Regions from separate parts of the Homo sapiens genome. Here all the other regions are linked to region 3. A link is a contact called in ENCODE Hi-C data. All regions are on one chromosome and are shown on one strand. The core of a region is the stretch at or near the end of the contact, and the rest is flanking DNA. Distances in the headings are between cores, read along the strand shown.

Region 1 (2,700 bases), core at 112-2,611, 710 kb before region 3:
CCAGCAGGCCATTAACCGGTGGAATAACGCAGTTTGGCCTGGGTAGTCGGAGGAGCGCCCAGGCCGCTGAGAGGCTGACTCCAGGCGAAAACCATCTCCCTTCTGGCTCCCCCTTCTGCTGAGAGCTACTTACAAATCGTTCTCCAAGGTTTCTCCAATCCTTGCACTCTTTCTCCAAGCCTATGTGTGATGCGATTCTTCTGGTACACCAAGGCAAGAACCTCTGGGATACAGAAAGCCCTCTCTTGCTTGCGATAAGTCAGGGGTCTAATTGAGCTAACACAAGCCTCCTACAGATGGCTGAACTAAAAAAGCACCCTATAACACACGCCCACTGGGGCTTCAGGAGCTGTAAACATTCACCCCTAGACACTGCCGTGGGGTTGGAGCCCTACAACCTGCCCGTGTGCATGCTCCCCTAGAGGTTTGAGCGGCTGGGCACGAAGAAGCGAGCCACACCCCATCACATGCCCTGGGAGAGGGAGAAGTGAACTTTTCCCGTTTCATCACAATTTACTTTCGGCACTAACATGATTGTTCAGCTGTCTTCATCAGCAGGCCTTTATTCCAGGAGATTCCTGCCCAAGCAAACTGTTTAATTGTTCATTATGGGAACTTCCACAGAGACCCATCAAATTTTCAATCTCTTCCAAAGAAAGTGTCAATAGATTGCAATTTAAGATTCTTTGCTTCAAAAATCCTTGCTATATCCACCAATCCTGGACTGTAGTATCATGATCATTATGCAATACTAATAAAATCCCTTGCATTGAAAGACCCGCCTTAAACATCCAGTTCTCAATCAGTTCCAACCTTGCCTTGACACTTTGCTCTGTGAAGGTGCCAACGCTCCGTCGAAGTGTTGTTCTCCATTACTGCAATCAACAATAAATTCTGTTTTTTGTCTTATCAACAGGTTGAGTTGATGATATTTGGGGAGCCGGCATTTGACACAAGTTTGAGATCTGGTGTTCCTTAACGTTCAGCGTCCATCGGAGCTCAGCCTAAGTCACTTTTACGCTTCCCATTTTAGCCTACCCTCTGCTTCTGCGAAAAATTTTGGTTTCTAACTTATTTTAATAATACAAGCTGCACTTTTCATTTTTATATGTCATCACTTTAAAAATTTTACAATTATTTTCTCATGAGCTTTTAAAAATGAATAAAACAAAAACGAATCTCACAGTAGTAGCACCAGAGAAGTGGCTCAAACCCAACCGGCTTGAGTCAAAACAAAGCCCAGCTGGTGGGAAGCGCTGCCCTTGGAGCATTCTGGGAACTGTAGTCCAGGAGTGAGAGAACTCTGAGACGCTTCCGCTTAGGAATTCTGGGAAGTGGAGTCCACGAACCGTGGGCACTCGGAGGCACTTCCGCTCCAGGAAGGCGAGGTCGGATCTGAGATATCTCCCAGGGAGGTGAGTCAGCTCCGGGTCTCCAAGACTTCTCCGAGCCCTCTTTGCCTAGGCGTGGGGCCAGCAATGAACCCGTCCTTGGCTTGGGGAAGAGAAGCCGCGGCCAGCGCTGGAGGGCGGGGTTGGGAGGCTGCGGGAGTTTGCGTCCCCTCGGCAGAACCTCTTGCGTGGGAGGCGGGCTCGCGTCGTCCTTCGAGGTTGAGGGTCTGCTGCCCTAGCCGTCCTCACGCACCTACCAGCCAGTCCTGCCTGCTCCTCGCAGTAAAATATTGGGCAAGTTACTTAATCTCTCCTTGTCTCAGTTTCCTCGTGCCTGTAAAGGGTTAGTGCGTTCCCAGTGATGTTCTTGTGAGAATTAAATGAGGTTTTATAGAAATAAGCTTAAAACCAGTGCATAGGAAAATGTTGGATGCCACCGTTAATTCTGTTATAATACTGAAAAAGACGCCTGTTGTTTGGAAACTCCTCTGAGTCTAGGAGATCCAGCTACGGAGCCGCTGTCCCTTCTCTAATCCTTGCCTGATGTGGGGCCGTTCCTGGATTCTTGGACTTTTCTAGCCTCTTGTTTAGGAGACAGGAATTAGTTCCAGCGGAGCCTGGGGAATGTCCTGTGTGTTTTATCTCAGATAAGCGATCGTCATTACGGATTTGCAGAGTGCCAGAGGTGTCCTGAGGCCCTAATAAATGTTCAGTATAATGTGGTTATAACCAATAATCCCGTGTGGTTAACTTAAGTGTAACACCATTTCTTAGAGAGTTTTAGGTTTTTATTAGTCATTGCTTTCATGCATGTGGAAAAAGAGACTTTCTTGAGGCTCCTCCAGCTTAGTAACATTTGCAAGTAATTACATCTGTTGGAGGAAAAAAAAACCTGTGGCAGTTTAACTATCATTACCAACGGAACTAATTATGTTAGACAACCAATCACAGTTACAGACTTTTCTGAGGGTAATGGTAACTCACAGGACAGAGCAATTATTTTTGAGTTCTGGGTTTCTTAAAAGATTCATTTTCTAGAAAGCATACTCAAAAGGGCAGTTTTATGAAGCATAATAGCACTTGCTTGTCAGAAGCTGCAGGAAATAGAGAATACAGGCATTATTATTGTCCCCATTCACAGGTAACTGAATTAAGGCACAGAGAGATTAATAATTCGCTTAAGGTTTATACTGCTGATCAGTTGAAAATAGGTAGAAATGCCAAAATTTGAAGCCAGGCATTTTGGCTCTGTTACATTCCCCTGCCTGTCTGTGTCTCATTTCCTTGGAAACTAAAGTTCAGAAGGAGT
Region 2 (2,700 bases), core at 157-2,656, 520 kb before region 3:
GGCACGGTGGCTCATGCCTGTAATCCCACACTTTGGGAGGCCAAGGCGGTTGAATCACCTGAGGTCAGGAGTCTGAGACCAGCCTGGCCAACATGGTGAAATCCCTTCTCTACTAAAAATACAAAAATTAGCCGGATGTGGTGGCAGGCACCTGTAATCCCAGCTACTTGGGAGGCTGAGGCAGGAGAATAGCTTGAACCCAGGAGGTGGATGTTGCAATGAGCTGAGATCGTGCCATGCACTACAGCCTGGGCGACAAGAGCGAAACTCCGTCTCAAGAAAAAAAAAGAGAGAGAGAGATTTACCACTTCTGTGGTATTCCAGCAAAAAATGCATATTTTGAAGTTAAACGTGAAATACATCAGAAAAACTCCAAATGAACATCTTTGACCAAAATAACTTCATCTATACTCTTCAAAAATAACAAGGATAAAATACCAAGAAAAAACGATGAAAGCTATGCTATCTTTCAAGATTAAAGACTAGAAAAACATGACAACTGAAAGCAACACCCATGCCCGAAGACACATCCTATACACTCTCGGTTGGGGTGAGCATCTCTGTCAAAGAAAAAAGCCAAGGATCACTCACGTAGAGCTTTGCCCTCAGAAGCCAAGAAGTCCCTCCCTGCAGCTCTTTTGGAAAGGTCGGGCTGGGTAAGGAGAAGGCTGTGAAACACTCTGACCGTGGTCGCCGTGCCCCATAAAAGTTAAATGCTCCTCTCCCCTCCTGGAAGTGGATGCAACCCTCGCCTTCCTAAAAGAGAGGTCAGAAGGCGTCCGGGATCACCCAGCGTCTTGCAGGAATCAGGGAGAAGGGCCGGTGCCCCTGCAGCTGGAGTTTCACCCCACCCGGGGACCTGACAGGCTTCGTGGGAAATTAACAAGAGACCACCAGTCACCAAGTGACAGGGGCTGCTTTAAGGCTCTCATTTGTGTTACCGCTTTCAGTTCCCAAAACGATTCTATTAGGATGGTCCTAAACTCCCCATCTTAAAGAACTGTAACGGGAGACCCAAGGAGATTAAGTAACATCCCAGCGTTTTATCGCGAGGAAGTGGCCACGCGCGTGGGGTGCAGGGAGGCCGAGTGGGCGAGCTCAGAGCCCCGGAGACCCTAAAACCAGGCGAGACGCGACCCGACCAAGTCCCAAACACCCCGGGGACGCGAGGAGAGCCCCAAGCCCAAGAAGGCTCCACTGACGAGAACGAAAACAGCGGCCCCGCTCCGCCAAACCTCTGCTCTCCGACGAGGTTTCTTTTCCCCTAATTCGATCACCAGTTCGTTAAGGATCCAATGCGTAGGTCCAGGAAATTCAGAAGGGTCTCGCGGAACTGACCCAAACTACCAGGGACAAAACTGCAGCAACCTCACAGTAACGGAGCGGAAGTGGCCCGCTACTCCACTGAGTGTCTGGACTCCACTTCCCAGAATTCCTGAGACAAACTGACCGCGACGACCCCGAGCGTCTGGACTACACTTCCCAGAATTCCCTGGGATCCACCTGCCGGAGTCAAATTGACCGAGACTCCACTGAGCGTCTGGACTACATTTCCCAGAAATCCCCTGATTCGCCTGCCGGAGCCAAGCTGACCGCTACTCCACTGAGCGTCTGGACTACCATTCCCAGAATTGCTTGTATCCTCCTTCTGGAGCCAGTGTGTACGACTCCACAGAGCATTTGGATTACACTCCTCCGAATGCTGAAGGAAAAACGCTCAAAATCTCATTCTTCAGGGGGAAGCGTTGCCACTCCGAGGTGCCCACTGGGAACGAATCCCAAAGCCACGAGCGCCTGCCTAGTGGGGAATGTGAACTGTTATCCTGAGAGTCGTCCTTCTCTCTCCCTGGTCCAGGACAGAAAATACTGAATAGACAGGAATTTCTGAAGTCTAAACGCCTCCAATGATAACAGGAGTGTTATTGGAAAGGGAACAAGCGAGAAGACACAGTCTTCGAGGAGTTAAGTTTTGCTAATCTAATGGTAAGAAATGGTTTCTAAATGTAGTTTTAATTTGTATTTGTTCTTTTGTAAATAAAGTGGAACATCCGTGCATATTTTCCGTTGCCACTATTATAGTCTTTGTGAATTGGTCAAATAGTTTGCCCACATTTCTATTGAGTGTTTAGTTTTTTCCCCTCCGTTAAGTATTATTTACATACTCATATTAACATTGTATCAAATATTGCTCAACCAAAAAGCTTTTTTCCTTTGACTTGTTTTTCGCTATGCAAAACGTTTTTAACGTGGTCGTTTTATTATTTAAAAAATATTTTTGAGGTGTAATTCACAAAACAAAATTATTTTAAGGCACATAATTCAATGGCAATGGCATCTAGTACGAATACAGTGTTGTTAATATATACGAGTTAAGAAGCCATCACTTAGGCAGATAGGGTATGGGAGCCCTCGGTAAGGCTTTTCTTTTTAATGAAAAGCAGCCCCAAATTATTTCCCTTCCTAAGGAAGAGCAGCCTGTAAAATCCAGCTGCCGCAGACATAGATACCAGCAGTTGTGCCAATCATGTTAAAGATGGCGGCTCCATCTTCCCTTCTCTTTGTCAGCCACGTGCACAGTAAGAAGCTGGCAAGATGGGCCAATCAACTGGGAAGCCTATTTGCATAAGAAGATTAGGGTGGGGCGACCAGCCTTCCCCACGCACTATGTAAACGTCATAACTGATCGAACCAATCTATGAC
Region 3 (2,700 bases), core at 84-2,583:
CACCCCACAGTCCCCCCATGGTCTGTGTTCATTGCAGTGAGAAACCCAACGTGTTCAACTGCAGGTGTGTTCCTGGTAGTCTCTGGCTCAAGGGCATTGAGACTACAGCTCTTGTTACAAATACCTCTCTCTGCCTCAGTTCCCAGTTTAAAGGGCCTATTATTAGAAGGACTCAATGAGATAATGAATGTTAAAATGGTTCATAATATGAGAATAAATACACCTAGCTCATAATAAAACACTGAGCAGGAGGTGTTGCTATTACATGTCAAACTGGCTACCATCATTAACCCCTAGCTTTCCCCTTTGCTGCAGTTAATCCCATACCCACCCTGTGAGGTGGGAAGTACCACCCTCTTTTGACAGTCAAGGAAACCAAGGCCCAAGTTACACTGAAAGTCTAGGGCAGAGTTGGGACCAGAATCTTGGGGTTTCTCTCCCAATAGAACCATTCCCAGCCACATCTCCAACCCAAGCCTCTCCTGGAAGCCACCCTATCCCTCTGAATGCATAAGCATTGCAATCCTGCTTATGTGGCCAGAGGAGGGTGAGTACTCTGGCCACATAAGCTGGTGTGAGGAGATGCACTTCCTGCTAGAGCAGCTCAGGGACCATTACAGCCCCTTCTCAACAGGCAAAACTCTGTGGCGCCTTGGACACCGAAGTGCCACAGAGATCTTAGCATCAGCTCCTGCACCCCACCCTCCTCTAGCCCGCCAGCCATGTGTACTCACAGATGTTGCCTCCTGGGCTCTGGGGACTTCTCTCCTTGGGTGAATCCTGCTGCTTCATGTTCTCTTCAGGGTTCGGGTCCTCCATGGTGCTGGGACCCTTCTAGTCAGGAGAGGAGCGTGCATAAGTGAAGCTGTTCATCTGTTACCAGTCTTAGAGGGCACCCTAAGTCTATGACCTTTGACATCGCCAGAGGCTCTCCTTGCCTGCCTTTGACCCCTACGACATACTATCTCCTTGAACTCTAATTGATGGAGTTCTTGCTAAAAGAAGCTTCAAACCTCCCAAAGGACTGGATTTCCTGGGTTTGGGACTCCCCTAGAGTCTTCTCACTGGTGTGACCTATGACCTGCTGCATCAAACTAACTCCCTGAACTCAGCGTGGAAGCCTTGATCTTTGACACCAGCGTCATCCCAATCTCAAGTGTCTTGGGGCAGGTAGTGATACCCACCCTTTATCCCAGTTCTTCCCGGGAAACATCCTCTGACATCCTGTGATTTTTGTTCCGCCCAGAGCCCCCGCCTCCCACGCGCGCTTGCAGCTGCTATCCCGCTACCCTCAAGCGCTGCCTACAGGTTCCTGCTCCCAGGCCTCAGTTTTCCTCCTTACAGCAGAGGGCTGCCTTTCGCTGCGCCTGTCAGCCGCTGGCTACAGCGCCGCCCCAGAGAGAAGTGGGATAGGGACCACTCAGTCTCAGGGCCCCCGTGGTTTCCGCGCCCTTTTGCCAGATGAGCCTCTCGGAGCCGAGATCCCGGATTTGCCATCCGGCAGTAGTATAGTCGCACCAGCCCGGTCCTCAAAATAACGGGAGGGGTCCTTCTCTGCCCTATGGCGCGTTTGATGACGTTCAGCCTCCCGCGGCTTAGCTAGCTAAGCCTTTTGCGCATGCGTGGGTAGGCTCTCGTGGCGCGCAGGCGCGTTGACTCATTCATTGTTCTAGGCCCTGAGGCCGCCAAAGAGGGGCGTGCACACTTCGGCCGTTCTGCGCAGGCGCGGCGAAGGGCTGGGTCTCTGCTGTCGGCCTTCCAAGACACACCCCCTTGGGAGAGGGAGTGACGTCAGGTTAAAGCTACCGGGACGGGTCCCGGCATCTCTAAATCACCGCTCCCTGGCCTCTTCGGCCTCCGTCCGCCGCGGCCCAGGGGCCGGGCTTCTCAGCTGCTGACCTACTGCCACCGACTGCGCTCTCTCCCGTGGGTCGGCTTTTTGCTCGGTTGGTGATTTGGAAGGGGGAAGGGGAAAGATGAAAATAACAATGTGTCCGAGGGAGGAGGGACTGGAAGCCAGATTTCTGAGGTTTTATTTTTATTTATTTTTCAGAGAGGGTCTTGCTCTGTCGCCTGGGCTGGAGTGCGGTGGTGTGATCACGGCCCACTGCAGCCTCCAAGTCCTGGGCTCAAGCGATCCTCCCGCCGCAGCCTTCCGAGTAGCTGGGGCTACAGGCGCACACCACCATGCCCGGCTAAATTTTATTTTTTATCGAGACGGAGACTCTACCAGAGAGTCCCCCCACATGTTGGCCAGGCTGGTCTCGAATTCCTGGCCTCAAGCGATCCTCCGGCCTCGGCCTCCCAAAGCACTGGGATTACAGGCATGAGCCACCGCGCCTGATTTCAGAGTTTTTGAAGCAGAAAGGGAAACGTTTCCATCTAGAGGGAGGGCGGACAGACAGGACGCCTGGGATTCTGGGGGAATAGGGTCTGGGCTCTGGATTTTTTAGGTCCTGGAGAGTGACACTCAAGAACCGAAGGGGACAGGGTGAAGGACTGAGGCCTGGGTTCCGAGTGGGGCGGCTAGGAAAGGAAAAGGCTAGGTGCTCCCTGACCCAGGTCTTCTCTACCCGTTGCTTTCCAGCCATGCCTCCGCCGCAGGGTGACGTGACCGCCTTGTTCCTGGGGCCTCCGGGCTTGGGGAAGTCCGCGCTGATCGCAGCGCTGTGCGACAAGGATGTGGAGACGCTCGAGGCC

The links. Hi-C counts contacts between places; a loop is a spot of excess contacts on that map. Pooled maps may share reads with other maps.
Region 1: a loop to region 3 is called in a pooled map, with 15 times the contacts of the local background. The contact joins the promoter of ZNF235 here to the promoter of ZNF576 in region 3. A Hi-C loop is called at or near these places in 6 of 50 pooled maps.
Region 2: a pooled map shows a loop between it and region 3 (7-fold over the local background). The contact joins the promoter of ZNF225 here to the promoter of ZNF576 in region 3. A Hi-C loop is called at or near these places in 5 of 50 pooled maps.

Annotation. Positions count from the first base shown.
Region 1 is chr19:44,303,686-44,306,385 of GRCh38, reverse strand. ZNF235 (zinc finger protein 235) reads left to right here and starts at 1,361. Exons shown (of 5, transcript NM_004234.4): 1 at 1,361-1,415. RefSeq lists enhancers at 1-448, 1,025-1,578.
Region 2 is chr19:44,112,105-44,114,804 of GRCh38, reverse strand. It overlaps ZNF225 (zinc finger protein 225), which reads right to left and starts at 1,406. Exons shown (of 5, transcript NM_013362.4): 1 at 1,236-1,406. It overlaps ZNF225-AS1 (ZNF225 and ZNF224 antisense RNA 1), which reads left to right and starts at 1,622. Exons shown (of 2, transcript NR_033341.1): 1 at 1,622-1,983. RefSeq lists an enhancer at 953-1,652 and a silencer at 1,345-1,695.
Region 3 is chr19:43,595,228-43,597,927 of GRCh38, reverse strand. ZNF576 (zinc finger protein 576) reads right to left here and starts at 1,333. Exons shown (of 3, transcript NM_001145347.2): 1 at 1,185-1,333; 2 at 735-834. The coding sequence starts at 819. It overlaps IRGQ (immunity related GTPase Q), which reads left to right and starts at 1,794. Exons shown (of 3, transcript NM_001007561.3): 1 at 1,794-1,946; 2 at 2,588-2,700. The coding sequence starts at 2,590. RefSeq lists enhancers at 1,299-1,718, 2,119-2,188, 2,374-2,700.